2 separate regions of the Homo sapiens genome follow, and region 2 is linked to region 1. A link is a loop called in an ENCODE intact Hi-C map of the cell type or tissue named here. Cell type or tissue: GM12878. All regions are shown on one strand. Links, peaks and the distances in the headings refer to the core of each region. The heading gives the core; the rest is flanking DNA. Region 1 overlaps UMAD1 (UBAP1-MVB12-associated (UMA) domain containing 1). Region 2 overlaps UMAD1 (UBAP1-MVB12-associated (UMA) domain containing 1).

What was found. Peaks named below come from ENCODE experiments on the same cell type or tissue, not always from the same donor. Only the 100,000 strongest peaks of a DNase experiment are listed, where the experiment ranks them.
Region 2: a loop joins it to region 1, with 6 times the contacts of the local background. A loop is called at or near these places in 4 of 110 quality-filtered maps.

What each region holds. Positions count from the first base shown.
Region 1 is chr7:7,758,648-7,764,039 of GRCh38, reverse strand. The region is part of intron 2 of UMAD1 (UBAP1-MVB12-associated (UMA) domain containing 1); the gene reads right to left. Among named protein-coding and RNA genes, the nearest start is that of RPA3, 43 kb to the right of the region's middle. In GM12878, for the core only: a CTCF peak has its summit at 2,580 (motif pointing right); DNase peaks (open chromatin) are centred at 1,557 and 2,562; H3K4me3 peaks cover 1,083 bases; H3K27ac peaks cover 1,220 bases.
Region 2 is chr7:7,816,814-7,822,205 of GRCh38, reverse strand. All of the region lies in intron 3 of UMAD1 (UBAP1-MVB12-associated (UMA) domain containing 1), which reads right to left. Among named protein-coding and RNA genes, the nearest start is that of RPA3, 100 kb to the right of the region's middle. RefSeq lists enhancers at 325-1,272, 4,913-5,002. In GM12878, for the core only: no CTCF peak of the experiment used is centred there; DNase peaks (open chromatin) are centred at 1,055, 2,236 and 2,535; H3K27ac peaks cover 2,349 bases.

The DNA of each region.
Region 1 (5,392 bases), core at 153-5,152:
CTTGCATTTTCTTAGGCTGAATCTCACTATTTCCTGTGATATTTCTAAACCTTTTTGGTATCTTCTTTTCTACTGCTATTTGAGATGCTTCCCAATTTACTATCATTTCTAAAACTAGTTGACATACTTCATTTCCAATTTTAGATTTTTAATGAAAATGCAAAGGAAAACCAGATAATGTATCTTCCTAGAGGCTGTATTATTTCATCTCAGAATGAATTTAAGTAAAAGCTGTAAATCATTATGCTATTAAGTCAAGTAAACCTGAACTGTTTACTTATTACATAAATCACTCTACTATTTTTGTAACTAATTTTGCAGTTTTAGTAGAGATGGGGTTTCTCCATGTTGGTCAGGCTGGTCTCAAACTCCTGACCTCAGGTGATCTGCCAGCCTCAGCCTCCCAAAGTGCTGGGATTACAGGCGTAAGCCACCACGCCCGGCCTAAATTTCAATCTTAAATATATTTAAATTTTTAAAATTCAAACGTCTTTGTTACTCCAATGACTGGAAAAATGTCATTGGCTTTGCATGTTCTCATTTATAAATGAGAGCTAAACATTGAGCACACATGGACATAAACACAGGAATGACAGACACTGTGGTCTACTGGGGGTGGAGGAGGGAGGAGAATGTGGGCTGAAGAACCACTTATTGAGTACTAGGGTCACTACCCAGGTGATGGGATCCATACCCCAAACCTTAGCATTATGCAATAGTCCCATATAACAAACTTGCGCATGCACCCCTTGTATCTAAAATACAGGCTAAAATTTAATTGAAGAAAAATTAATAAAGAAATAATTTTAAAATGTCATTGGCTTTAATTAAATAAAAAGCACTTCAATTAAATATCAATTATCCATATTTAATATTTTAAATACTACCTATGTTTATGACAGTAATATACATTTTTCCCTACTAGGCTGTTTATAACTTGTATCCTATGCTCAAAACATTTAAAAATATAATTTGGCTAGAGAATTTCAGGATATTTATTTCCTAAATACTAGGTTTCCATAAACATAAAACTCCTGTTTTATATCATTGTTTATTTAATATCACTCTGATATTCTCTATTTTCGTTTAAGAGTGCCGGCTTAAAAGCATTTAAAACAATCAAACCTGCTAAAATTAATGTTATTCAATGCATTTTAAATTAAATCCATTAAATCTTACATATATGTAATGTGCTTTCAACTCATGAAGCCTTCGACGAAAACAAATTCTAATCCAGCCCAGGAAAGTGAAGAGTTAAGTGTGCAATTTAGGAAAGAAATATGGCAAGTCCATATATGTGACTCAGTCTTCGAGTGATGTTTATATCACTCTAAGACAGGGAATCCTGTCTCTGTCTGCACTATATTATGATCCTTGTCATCGCCTGCCCTGGAGCAGTTGCATATGCATCTACTTCTCCCACTAAGCAAGTCTCTCTTGAAGGGCAGAAGCAAACGAAACCTTTGTAATTTCCATGAGGCATCCCATAGCAATTTGCACAAAGCAGTCACACAATCAATGTTAAGTTATCAGAAGAGCAAAGTTCTTGACTTTGCCTTAACACACAAGACCCACGAAAAATGAAAGGAAAAGTAACTTACACACATGGGGTGGGGTTAGTGGTAGTGGTGGTAAGAATGTTAGCAAGAAACCTCGAATGAAAATATTAAAATGTGTTGTGACTTAATCAGTCACTGATGTACTTAAACAAGAGTCAAGATTTTTTTTTAAGTAACTTTTCATACTTCCCAAGTTAGAAGCTGGGGAAGCTTCATTATTTTGTTTGAAAGTTCTCCGAATTAGACACACCCATATGACACAGCCAATGTAAATAATTTGTTCTCCTGGTGTTGCCACTGCTGAACAATGATGAACGGATCAACAGTACAGATATTCCCCAAGGAAGAGTGACCTACTGTGTAAAAAATACATCCCGAAACAAGGAACTGTATTTAGGATAGGTTTCTACTTTCTGAATTCTGGCACGCCCTTAGTCCCTAACTGCCTATGAATCAGTCTCCTGAAAAACCTGCAACTGATCTTTCAAAAGCAATGCAATTCAATTAAACAAACATTTATTGAGCGCCCACTGTATAAAAAAGCACAAGAATGGAAACTGAGGGAAAAGGGCCTGCAAAGGAGACGGATAAGAAGCAACGTTCAGAATAGAAAGAAAAGATACAGAAGAGAGGGGTGTATGGAATACAAAAGAGGAACTGGTCAACATTCTCAGATGTCACAAGGGGGGAGAGCTGAGATTCTAGAAGAAAAGGTATCAAAATTCTTACTAAGTAAATGCAAACAATTGGGATCAATAAATAATAAGATGAGTGTCTTTCCATGTAAAGAATGATTCTGCCTTATAAATCTATTCCCCAATAATAAGTTCTAGTTCTATTAATGTCACTACTAACCTCCCTACCATCCAAACTTGAGATTTCTTCCTTTTCCTTTTAATAAGAAATGTGATCCGTTACCAAGTCCTATTACTCGCACCCACAAAATTTGTGTACTGCACAAGGATGTGAAAAGGAGAGGAGCATTGAAACCAAAGACATATCTTTAATAATTTTCCAGCAGATGGCAGTCAAGTGTCTTATTCTAATAAACATATTACAACAATTTTCTAACAGATGGAAGTAAAATGTCTTAAAGAAGTGGTACTTTTTTTTTTTTAGTTAGGTCTCACTTTTATCACCCAGGATGGAGTACAGTGACACGATCACAGCTCACTGTATCCTTGACCTCCTGGACTCTGGTGAGTCTCCTAAATCAGCCTCCCGAGTAGCTGGGACCACAGGCACATACCACCATATTGGCTAATTTTTTGTATATTTTGTAGAGACAGGGTTTTACCGTGTTGTCTGAGCTGAACTTGAATTCCTGGGCTCAAGCAATCTGCCCACCTTGGCCTCCCAAAGTACTAGGATTACAGGCGTCAGCCACCGTGCCCAGCTGGGGTGACCTTTTCATAATTCACAAAATGCACTAAGCAGGTCAGTGGTGGTCCTGCCCACAGTATTTCCTATCTATTTTCCAGCCTTCATTCTGGCTGCAGCTACCACAGATCTGATTCACATAGTATCTTGCAATAGCTTCCAAAATGATCCCCTAATTTCTCCATACTTCAGTCCATCCCACAAGCATTTGAAAAAATTCCCAAAAGTGCTGTTTTGCTAGTAAAACTTTTCAAAAAATCTTCAGTGGTACTGTTATTTTCTTCAATCTCACATTCAAGGCCCTTCATAGCATGTCCTTAACCTTCTCTTTTAGTCTATTCTTTCACTGTGCCCAGGAGGTGCCCTACTCCTAGCTGAACCTAATTACTCTCTACCTTACATATGTCCTGTCCTTCCCTGCCTTGCTATCTTTGTTCATGTCATTTCCTCTGCCTTGAATGCTATCCAAACTCAGTCTTCCTGCCATAAGTGCTAAATTACATTCAGTAGTATATTCTGGGGAGAGGTTTTTGGATGACTTAATATTGTCTTCAGCAAGCATCTAAAGAAAAATCCCCTCACTTTGGCTTTGGTTGGTATTCCAGTTATCTATTGGTGTATAATAAACTACTTATAACTCAAGACAATTATTATTATTATTATTATTATTATTATTATTATTATTATTTTGTATTTTTTTGTATTTTTAGTAGAGACAGGGTTTCACCGTGTTAGCCAGGATGGTTATTTGTATTATATCTCACAGCTCTGTGAGTCAAAAATTCGGGCAGAGCTTGAGCATTTCTTCTGTTCTGTGTAGTGATGTTAGAGGTTGCTCTAGGGTACTGGTAGTCAGAAAACAGTTGAAGGACAACTTCACTCACATTTGGTAGAATGGCTAGAAAGTTGGGTTCAGCTGGGAACGTCAACCAGATCATCTATACACATGCCTCTACAGCATGATGGCCTCAAGCTGGTTGGACTTCTTAAATGGTGGCTCCGGGCTCCAAGAGCAAGTGTTCCAGAAAACAAAGCAGAAGTCACATGGCCTTTTGCAACTGACCCTTGTAAGCCAGGGTCTCTTTGGCCATATTCTATTGACTGAGGCAGTCATCAGCTCGTCTAGATTCAAGAGGAGGGGGCGTCGACACAACTTTTCAATGGGAGAGTGTCAAAGAATATGCAGCCATGTTTTAACACTGCCTAAGTTAGGGAAGAAGGGGGATAATATGGCAGACTGTCTCCCAGAAAGTCTGAGCCACTTCTCTTACTGTTCCCTGAATATGTCATGGTCTTATACTTTTTCCCCTCGTATATCTTTCCTCTGCCTGGAAAGCATCTCCATTCCTCCTTCTTCCCTACAAGCATGTCTAATTGTCATACACCTTTAAGGTCTTCATCCCTAAAGGACCAGCTTAAATTTCCCTTCCTCCAAGACTCCTTCCTAGATCCTTTCAGTCAGTTTTAATCTCGTTTCAGGTTCCCTGGTACTTTTTTCTTCATGATAGTACTTTTCCCATTTACAATTTTACATTAGATTTTCATTTATGTACGAAGCAAAAAAGAGAGAAAGGCAAAAAGAAAAATAGAATGCTGTAAGCCCCGTGGCCTTGTAAATTCTCAGTCAAGTTTAAAGAGGGCGCAAAATGCTCGATGTAACCGGACTCTTATGGAATCAAGTAGAGGGCCTGAGTCCTCTGTCCAGGCTGATGCCGGATGAAGGTGACCCAGCACATGTAGACAACATACTTTAAAATATATTATTTATATGTTTATTCTAAATTAATAGCAGTTGTAATTCCTGTAGAGTCCAGGAAAGATAAACAAACTTGGGGAGAAGGAAGGTTTAGTGTCCTGTGTCCTGCTTAATGATAGTTTCTAACACTACATACACTTTTGTCCTCAAAAATGTTGCAAATGGAAGTTTCTCATGTCAGAGTAAAATCCATATCCGGCATAATCTACTGAAGAGATATACTAATGGGCCTGTGAGGTAACACAAACAACAAAAGCCAGTAATTCAAGCTATCCAGTTTAAATAACCATGTAAGAAGTGCAATTTTGAGCTAGAAAAGATCTAGTTCAATCTTATGATGAAAAATCTGAGGCCCACAGAATTTGACTAGTCCCCAAAGAACTCATTTTCTGTATAAAAACAAACACAACAAAACCAAAGCTACAAAGATCCGTGAAGCAAGATATGTACAAAAACTTGTGTGGCAGTATTGTCTCTAACAGGGTGGGGAGAGAGAGAGTGTCCACAAATGCCCACCACTCGGAGAAAGGATAAACTGTGGTACCTTCATACAAAGAAACATTACGCAGGAGTCAAAATTAATGAACTAGAGCTACAAACATCAACATGTATAAATCTGAAAAATGCAACATTGAATAAGAAGGTAAATTGCAGAATACAAAGAAAATGACAAGACTTATATAAAATGTTTAAATAA
Region 2 (5,392 bases), core at 88-5,087, 58 kb before region 1:
TTTAAGTTTTTGTCAAACAATACATACATCAAAAATTTTAAATAAAGTACACAAGCTTTTCACAGGTAAATAGCTAAACCCCCCTGGAAAAGAGAGGCTGATTATTAATAAATGCTTGCTTTCCAGTTCCTACCATATGTAGGTTTTGCTTTGGCTGATATCATACAAAAGCACATCAACAACTCATTTTTGTTTACTAATAAGTAATATTAATGTAATATTACAGTAATATGTAATAATATAATAAGTGATAGATTATTACTCAAGGGTTGTAAATAAGATGGTCAGCCATGGTAATTTATGACATAATTTATGGGATATAGTAAAACATGAATTGGGTCTCTGAAAACCAATTTAGATTTATGTTACCATAAACATCAACTGAATACTAACAACCACATAAAAGCCATCAGGGGAAGAGGCAGAAAGGAGAGAAACAGTAGGTACAGTTCACTCATTTGGCTGCACAACCGCAAAGCAGTACTTAGCCTTCCGTATCTATCGATTGCTATTAGTCAACTGAATCAGGACTGGCAATTTCAAAGAACAGCTGCTTCAACCTGGAGCCCTTGAAGAGACCAAAGAATAATTGGGCTTCTCAGATTTCCAAAGAATTGACTGTTCAGAGGTTAAAAACCAAATCATATAAGCTTTTAATATCTGATATTTACTGTACATATTAAGAATTTTTAAATCTATTAGACTGGCATTGTCCAATAAATCAGTGAGGTGAAACACATATAATTTTAAATTTTTTGATAGCCACATTAAGAAAGTTAAACAGGTGAAATTAATTTTAATATTCTTTTTTAAATCCAATATATCAAAAACATTATCATGGCAACATGTAACTAATATAAAATATTCAGATATTTTACAATCCTTTTTTTCATACTAAGTCTTTGAATCCCAGCATGTATTTTACATCTGAATACAGACTAGTCACATTTCAAGTGCTCAATAGCCACAAGCGGCAAGTGGTGACTGCATTAGGCAGTGTGCTTAAAATTTCACAAACTTGGGGGTGGGGGGAAAGCTTTGTTTTAATTACTACCTAATGTTTTCCTGCGAGTCAGATCTCAAGCCACTAGTGAGGTTACTTGTTCTTTTGTGTTCATGAACACAGTAAGCTACAAAATACCAGAAAGCTATACCACTAAAAACAGGAATTGAATCCTAAAAAAGTCACGCTTAATTTTCATTAATAACTAGTACTTAACATATTAAACTACTGTTTTCCTGGTTACTTTTCAGATTCTGCAACAAACTTCAGGAGTTTCAGTTTTTCTCTGAGGATCTAATTATCAGCCAAATCACCCAACATTCAGTGAAATATTCACATCTTTACTATTTGCTAAATATTTGAATAAAATAATATTTCAAAGTAATAAACTATGCAATTCCTAAATCCAAACTGGCTTATGACTAATTGGTAGGAATTGTACATTTTCCTCATGAGAAGAGTTTGAAAAAAAATCAAGAAAAGAATAACTAAAAGCAAATGAGTACCAAAATACACTAAATTCCAGGCTAACAAGCTCTTTGGCCCTTATGAAACTACAAAAGACAGCTTAAAGTCTCGCATGCTAAACTGACACCTGACAGGCCATTTTGAGGAGCTGAAGCATAGATGATCATTAGCAAAACATAAGTGACAGAGAGGTGCCAGTATTCAATCCTCAAATCTGAATATTCAAAATTTAAAAGACATAATATTTTAAAATAAATGTTACTTTTTGTTTCTCATTTATTGTTAGAAAATTTTAATTTCAACTTGAATTGTGAACTGACTGATACTGCCAGGCAATGCATGTAGAAACCAAAAAGTCAGTGGACTTATAGATGCTATAATCAATACCTAAAAAGATCTTGAGATACAAGCTGAGTATTCATCTTAATCACTTCTAATGAGATTAGGTAATTAAGTTAAATACGTCAGAAAATGAAACATTCTCATATTACTATGCTTTAGTCTATAATTTATCTATAATTTAATCAATAATTCTCATACTCTCCTGTATCACCATCTTTCTGTATTAGTAACTCCTTAACCCTTAACTGAATTGAGGAAAAGCAGTGGTTAAAACTGATTCATTTGGTTAATTAATGTTTAGCCCTGTGATGCCCTAAAATTTGCCTGAGTGACAACTACCTCTAAAAGACATAGTTGTAGCCTTCAACCCCAAAGTTAGTCATGGTCAATTGTTTTGCTTGATCTTGATATGATGAGTCTTAGAACTTAACACAATTTTTTTAACCACAAATCTTTGGCAGAGTAATAACCCATACATTTTCAGATATGGAGAACAGAGTTTAACAGAGCCTCATCCAAAATAGGTGTATAAGAAATATTTGGTGAAATAAATGGGATGGTCTGCTATTTCAACAGTGTACCCGGATGAGAAGTTAGAGAACTGTATTAATAATTTATTAACCAAACTGAACAGGTTTTAGTTAGGCAATGATAAAAATGCAAATGCAGATTTACTCATCAGATATTCTGGTGACAAAATCACCTTTTTCAGAATGTGAACCCATTTTTCTTTCAGAGCAAAACTAAAACTATTTTTGTTGAAAGCACGAAACACCGGTTTTGGTTCTCCATGTCAACAGGCGTGGAAAAAACAAGTAATATACACGTAGCTTTATCCAACTCAAAATGGCCCTCCTCTTTCAGATCTGATTCAGTGGCCCTTTTGTGTATGTGTGATTTCTGCAGGCTCCCAGCGTGTGTATAGCATAGCATACCTAAAGAGACCCTGCAGAAATCACATTTATGCAGCTCTCAAGAATCTTATATTCTTCTAGTAATTACCTACAACTTACCAGATACAGCGTAATATAAACAACTGCTGAATGTTATTTGATACATCAAAAATGGGGGCTTAAAATTTTGAGAAGTAATATATTCATGGTTTGAAGAAAATCTTCAGATGCTTGTCATTTACTTATTTTGTCAAATTCCTAATTTTTGTGCAAGAAGGTCCTGTACTATGGGGCTAAAAATCATACACAAATTTACCCTTAGGAATCACTGCTTAAAAATAAGAGGAGAGGGCCGGGCAAGGTGGTTCATGCCTGTAATCCCAGCACTTTGGGAGGCTGAGGTGGGTGGATCACCTGGGGTCAGGAGTTCGAGACCAGCCTAGCCAACATGGTGAAAACCCGTCTCTACTAAAAATACAAAAATTAGCTGGGTGTTGTGGCATGCATCTGCAATCCCAGCTACTTGGGAGGCTGAGGCAGGAGAATCGCTTGGACCTGGGAGGTGGAGACTGCAGTGAGCAGAGACTGTGCTATGGCATTCTAGCCTGGGCAACAGAGCAAGACTCCGTCTCAAAAAAACAGAGGAAAAACTATGGGCAACATAGCAAAACCCTGTCTCTACAAAAAATACAAAAATTAGCATGTTTTCTTTATCCAGCCTTTCACTGATGGGCATGGAGGTTGATTCCATGTCTTTGCTATTGTGAATAGTGCTACAATGAACATAAGTGTGCACGTGTCTTTATAATAGAATGATTTATATTCCTTTGGGTATATACAGTAAAGGTATTGCTGGGTCAAATGGTATTTCTGTCTTTAGGTCTTTGAGGAATCACCACTGTCTTTCACAATGGTTGAACTAATTTACACTCCCACCAACAGTATATAAGCATTCTCTTTTCTCCTTAACCTTGCCAGCATCTGTTATTTTTTGACTTTTTATTAATAGCCATTCTGACTGATGTGAGACGGTATCTCATTGTGGTTTTGATTTGCATTTCACTGATGATCAGTGATGTTGAGCTTTTTTTCATATGATTGTTGGACAGGTGTATGTCTTTTGCAAAGTGTCTGTTCACGTGGTACACATAAACCATGGAATACTATGTAGCCATAAAAAAGAACAAGACCATATCCTTTGCAGGGACATGGATGGAGCTGGAGGCCTTTATCCTTAGCAAACTAATGCAGGAACAGAAAACCAAGTACAGCATGTACTCACTTATAAGAGGGTGTTAAAATGATGAGAACACAGACACATAGAGGGGAACAACTGGGTCTTATCAGAGGGTGGAAGGTGGGAGGAGGGAGAGAAGCAGAAAAAATAACTAAGTACTACTAGGCTTAATACATGGGTGAAATAATCTGTATGGCAAACCCCCATGACACATGTTTACCTATGTAACAAACCTGCACATCCTGTGCATGTACCTCTGAACCTGAAAGTTTAAAAAGAAAATTAGCTGAGCCTGGTGTCACATGCCTATAGTCCCAGTGACTCGAGAGGCTGAGGTGAGAAGATCACATGAGCCCAGAAGGTGCAGGTTGCAGTAAGCTGACATCATGCCACTGCACTCCAGCCCAGGTGACAGAGTGAGACCTTGTCTCAAAGAAAAGGGGGTGGGGGGAACATACTGAAACATCTAAAAGGTAAAAAGTACCATTGAAAATGTGTCTTTAGTCAGGAACGGATGCAAAAACGGATGAGATACAGAAAAGAAAATCCAAAATACAACCAAGTTTTGAGGAAAGTCATAATACATAACAAATAAAAAATCAATGTGGCAGGTTAAATTGGACAAGAGAGGCAAGAGTCACTTTAGGATTTGAGAATTAGAATCATCATTCAGCTGGTATCATGGGAATTATTAAACATAACCTGAAAAACTAACAGAAACTGTTAAGAACCTGGTGAGAATAATTCACTTCGGAGAGATGAAGTAATGTTTCAAATATATTCCCATTACTCTAGCACCGAAAGGTAAGGAGGTTATCCAAAGTTAGAGCTTTTCATGGTTAAGAGTAATACTTAGATAACAAGTTCTTCTGTCTTTTGTCTAGTCTGACTGTTCCTGCACACATCAAACATTAAATATTTATTGAGTGGCTGATGCATGCCACGCACAGGGAACAATGATGAGTCAACCCGAATCCCCACTTCATGGCACTCCTGGTCAGATGTACAAGGTGTTAAGGGACCAGAGGGGAGACTAAATGGCATTGAAGATGAAAGATATTTGAGCAGGGGTTTGAAGGATGAACAGGAATTTGCTCAGTGAACACAAGACGTATGGGATAAAGTTCTTCAGAGAAGTGACAGAAATTGCACAAACTTCAAGAGAAAGGAATATACTCAAGAAATGGTAAGAAACTCTGTATGGTGACACAGAACAGACCTGAACGTTTACACAGAGGAGCAGGACCAGACCACGAAGGACCATATATGCACAGTAGACACAAATTACTGGATTTTATCCTACAGGCAGCTGAAGAGCCTCTGATGCCATCAAGTAAGGCAACTACATGGTCAGATTTGTGGGTGAATGGATTGAATGAAAGTAGGACTGGGCATTAAGGGCTATTACAAAAACTCTTTGTAATAATCCATGTGAAAGATAAGGCCAGA